Regions from separate parts of the Homo sapiens genome. Here region 1 is linked to region 2. Evidence: read pairs that join two places in POLR2A ChIA-PET (ENCODE). Cell type or tissue: K562. All regions are shown on one strand.

Region 1 (2,500 bases), 160 kb after region 2:
TCCTGACCCCAGGCCCTGCTTTACCCAGGAACACCTGGGCCCCAAGAGAATGCCAGGCCAGACGACAGTGCCAGGAGGCCACAAGCGCAGCCCCAGCATGGCCACCGCCTAGGGCAGCCCCAGCAGGCCTGGCCACACAGAGATGGTTCGTGCCATCCCTAACCAGGAACAGCTCCAGAGGGTGGTTCTGTGGCTGTGAAATGTGCTGATCACAGTGGCGGGACACAGTAAGCACTAAGGAAACAGCTATTGTCAGATTGATGCTTGATGTGGTCCCAACAAATGGGGAATCCTGACCCAGAAAACTAAAGAAACCCCATGGTCTTTCTGCCTTCAAGCCCGAGGCCAGCCTGGAGGGCTCCAGTCCGCACCACTTCGGGTGTGTGTGTATGGTGCACACACATGTGCCCCCTTCATCTCTGCTTCGTCATCCTCATCCCGGCTGCCATCCATTGAGCCGCATCTATATGCCGGACACTCAGAGAGAGATGCCCTTAAAATGTCCATTTTGCAATTTAAAAAAACACCCCCACTAAAGCTCAGGCATAGAAGCAGAGCATAGAGGTCTGCAGGGGGGTTGGGAAGGGAGTTGGGGGGACAGCCACCCTTCCTCTGCCCTGGGCTGCGGCTCCTGCCGCCGAGCTTCCCTGCCTGGCTGGGCTGCCCCAGGCCTCCCTCCCTCCCCAGCATTTGGGCCCCTCGTGAATGAGGACACATTTTACAGAGTCATGTGACCCCCCGCCCCGTGACCACCCAGCAGCCCATGTAAGAAGACCACGTGATGGAACCCGAGGGCTGAAAAGTGCCATTAGTGCCACCCCAGGGTGCACGGGACGCAGAGCAGGCCCTGCCGCAGTACTCGCCACACAGCAGCCTCTGTCGCCTGCGGCAAACAGGCCACATCCCCAGCCCATCTGTTCATTGGAGGGTTTAGACCCAAATGCTGGAAGTAAACTTAATCTGGTGAGACTGCTCCCACGCCTGTCCTCCACGGCACTGGCCATAGCCCCTCCAACATGAGTCATCGCCAGCCTGGGGCCGGCTGTTATTGACCCGGATGTCCTGGTGCGAAGCCTGTTCTGCTTATGGTGACTTCAGACCAGGCCACCCACCCCCTGAGCCCGCTGTGAGGCGTCACTGCACTTGTCACAGGCTCTGCTGCCAGGTTTGCCGCCACCACCACCCCTCGCTATTTCTGGGCCCTTTCTACGACATCATCTGCAACCACTGTGGGCCAGAGCTCAGCTGCTCGCTCAGAGCATGGGCATGGTGTGCCAGCTGCTCTGCCCTCCAGGGAGCGTCCACAGGCTGGGAAGCAGAAGCGGACAGTGCAGTGAGAGAGCAGGAAGGACGCGAAAGCCTGGTCAGACTGTGTGACCCCCTGGGGGTGAGCGTGCCCTGGGCCTCCCAGGCCAACGAGCTTTGCGCACGTGCACATGGGTGGGTTTGAGCTGCGTTTCTGACACACGCAAGTGGAAGTCTGGAACCTGGAAGGGGGCCAAGGTGGCGGGGGGCGGGGTGGGCAGTGAGGACCCCACCCAAGCTGGGTAGGGGCTGCAGTGGGGAAGCAGCCAGGGACTTGGGCCAATTGCCCACTGAGGCTAAAGCTGAAGGGACCCAGCACAAGAACGTCTCGTGCTGGGACACGCTGGCCCACATGCCACCTGCTAAGGCTCATTAAGGGGTTGCCCTCCGCCGGGGCGGGCTGCCCAAGTGCAGCAGAGACCGGCTCCCCACAGCACAGGTGCAAATGGACTGATGAGGGATCCCCAGCGACACATGTGCCCTGGGAAGTGTGTGGTCTGAAGTCCTCACATCCCTCGGAGCCTGGAAGGGGGTGAGTGACAGGACAGAGGCTCAGCAACGCTGGCCAAGGAATCTGTCCTTCCTAGGCATGGGACACCCCGCTCAGTGTGGGGGTCCCCATCAGCAGCTTGCGCAGTCCCTGGGCCCTCTGGGGTGGAGACGGGTAGAGGGCCCAGCCAGAAGGGCTCTGCCACATCGTCCTTCACAAAAACGTCTGAGGAAAAGGCCACGTGGACAAAAGGAGGGCCTCCTGAGAAACACTGAGCAAGGCTGACCCAGGTCGAACGCCGCATGGCCTCGGGAACGTAACTGCACCTCCCGAGCCTGCCTCCTCCCCCCCACAGGTGGGAATGGCACTGCCGTGGACTGGAGAAGGATCAGAAGCTTTCCTCACATGCATGGCCTCATCTGGCCTGACGACCCCACGGGGTGAGGACTCACAGCCTACATGTGTCAAGAAGAGCTGGCCTAGGGTGGGGAACCTGGGCCAGTGAGCCCTGGACAGGCCCAGGCTGCTCTCCCCCTGGGCTCAGGCACTCGAGGAGTCCATGCAGGAGATACCAGGGGTCCCTCAGAAGGTGACCTGTGGTCAGCCCACCCCTGGTCAGAACCCCAGGCTCGGGGAACCACAAACCCCAGAGAGGTCTGAGGGCCAGGAGCAGTGTTCCCATCCTCAGCAGGGTCCCCAGGGTGG
Region 2 (2,500 bases):
CTTATGGCTCAGAGCAGCTCTGCCGGGGGACGCCTTGTGGCTGTGCGGCTGACGGGTGCATGGCTGGCCTGTCTGGAACAGGCTGTTCAATAGTCACCCTCTCTCCACTGGGTCTAGCTCCTCTGGGCAGCTGAGTGAGAAAACAATACCAGAGCTGACCTCCCAGAGCAACGGGAGGCGTGCTGTGGCCAGGCCCTGGTGCCAGAGCCACACAGCCTGGGGTGTGGAGCAGAGCAGCCCTTAGCAACCAGCTGAGGCCCCTAGAGGGAGAGGAACTCACCAGAGCGAGGAAGAGTGGGAGGTAGGACAGGAAGAGGAAGGGTCTGCATAAAGAGGCGCCATGAGCAGAGGGCGAAGGGCCTGAGGAGGAAAGGCGCTCTCTGTACAGAGAGCAGGGAAAGGCATCGCAGGGGAGGGAACAGCGTGTGCAGAGCCAGGAAGAAGAGGAAGGCCAGCATGGCTGGGTCAGAGTGCTCGAGAAGAGGAGCAGTGGGGCAGGGGCGGTGCTCAGCACCTTAGTCCTTAGGCCCCACGCCCTCTGCTGTCTGCGTGCCTGTTGGGTCCCTCTGACTCTGCCCATTGTTGAACTCTCTGAAGTCTCCTGGAGGGCAGGGCCCTGTCTCACCTGCAGGTCTCGCCACAGCCCGCTCTGGGGCCTCCCTCAGTGATGGTGTGGCCAGGGCTGATGAATAGCCGAGGGACCCTGCCTTGCCTCATCCACAGGTGATTACTTCGGGATCCTCAAGGAGGCGAGAGTGACCGTGTTCCCCTTCAACATCCTGGACAACCCCATGTACTGGGGAAGCACAGCCAACTACCTGGGCTGGGCCATCATGTGAGTACCAGGCTTGCCACCCCTCTGCCCTGCTGGCCACCTCCCGGAGAGGAGCTGGTGCAGCTCAGGACGCGGGGGCCAGGGCCCCTGGAGAGAGAGAAAGGAAGAACGTGTCATTTGTGGGGGCCTAGGCGCCCTGGTTCTCCCTTTCTCAGAAGCGTCTTATCTATGGTAACAGAAACAACATCCCAGAACAGGGTGGTCAGCTTCTCCAAAGAGGGCTGGAGTGTGGAGGCTCAAAGGCTGCAGGCAGGTCACAGCTGCTCAGCCCTGGTCCTGCCACACAAAACAGCTGCAGACGCAGGAAAATGGATGCGCGTCTTTGGCGCCAGCACAGCTCCACTTACAGACACTGAAGCCTAAATTTCAGATTCTTTTCACGTGTCATGAAACATTCTTTTTGATCCTTTTGCTTTTAACCGTTTAAAAATGTAACAGGCGTTCTTGGCCCCTAGGCCGTAGTTTGCGGACCCTTGTGCGGGGACATCAGGGCTGGGACCACCCGACCCATCTTCCCCGCAGGAGGGGTTGGCCAGAGCCGCCAGGGCCCAGCTCACCCGCAGCTGACAGAACTCCCTGTGCCCCAATAGCCTCTGCCCATGTGGCAGATACCCCTTCCCACAGAGGGGGCCCCGTGCCATGAGGGAAGCCTAGAACTGCTGTCGGCCTCAGCCAGGTACGGGTACTGACAAGGTATGGAGATGTGCTCCCCCGGCGGGTCAGAGGACCTGCGGTCAAGGATGGCACAGCGGGCGCTGCCCTCGGCTTCATACCCAGCCCCCACCCCAGCAGTTCTAGTTTAGCCATTTTCTTCCATAGAAGGTTTTTTGGCAGACAGTGTTCCACTGCTTTTGTTTAACACTTGAAAACCACTGGCCTAGAATTTACAGGTTCTCCACAAGACCTGAGGATCCCAAAGGAGTGAATCGTAAACAGTGAATGTCAAGCGCAAGATGTTGCCTCCTGGCTCCCACCTTCAGCAGTTGGGACCGTAGCAGCGGGGGTTGGAGACAGCAGAAGCTAGAAGGGGGGCTGTGGGTCTGGCTGGGACCCACCCTACCCCCACCCCACGTCCAGGCCAGGCAGTCCCCAGGGACACGTCCTACCTGCCTTCTAGCCTGGTCCCTCTGCCTGCTAAGGCCCAGACTATGTGCCCCCAGGCTCACCGGCCATGGAGCACCCCCACTGGGGCCACAGGATGAGCCCAAACTCAAAACAATCCCCCCCACCCAGGTCGTCCCTGCAGGCTTAGGGTTCCCAACACACCTGGCTCCCCCCTCTCCTCTGTGTGCACAAACACATGCATGTATGCACTCACACACTGTTCCCTCGCCTAGAACCCTCCCACTTATGCCCCTTGTCAGTCCTTCCAAACCCAACGTCAAGTGTTCCCTCCTGCACGAATCCCTCCCTAACCCCCCAACCTTCGGTGCCTCCCCAGTGGCTTAGTGTCCCCAGCAGTGTCTTGTGCCCTGGAGTGAGAGTCACCCTTGGGCTCGGGGCAGCCAGGCCAGGGCTCTGGGGGACGCATAAGCCGCCTCCAGAGGACATCAGCCATGCAGCGTGCTGAGAGATGGCATCAATGGTCCAGGAGCTCATTAGAGATGAGCCATTATCTGGCCAGACGCTGACACAGCGGGGACCCCCACAGGCCTCCCACGGCCC

Evidence for each region. ChIA-PET counts read pairs that join two places held together with the same protein. Peaks named below come from ENCODE experiments on the same cell type or tissue, not always from the same donor. Only the 100,000 strongest peaks of a DNase experiment are listed, where the experiment ranks them.
Region 1: POLR2A ChIA-PET joins it to region 2 with 7 read pairs; 14 of 35 experiments call an interaction of 5 or more read pairs at or near these places.

Annotation. Positions count from the first base shown.
Region 1 is chr17:17,350,937-17,353,436 of GRCh38, reverse strand. No RefSeq gene overlaps it. Among named protein-coding and RNA genes, the nearest start is that of NT5M, 49 kb to the right of the region's middle. RefSeq lists enhancers at 868-1,162, 1,427-2,006. In K562, no CTCF peak of the experiment used is centred here; a DNase peak (open chromatin) is centred at 1,036.
Region 2 is chr17:17,507,769-17,510,268 of GRCh38, reverse strand. It overlaps PEMT (phosphatidylethanolamine N-methyltransferase), which reads left to right. Exons shown (of 7, transcript NM_148172.3): 5 at 724-835. Among named protein-coding and RNA genes, the nearest start is that of RASD1, 13 kb to the right of the region's middle. In K562, a CTCF peak has its summit at 628; DNase peaks (open chromatin) are centred at 658 and 1,028.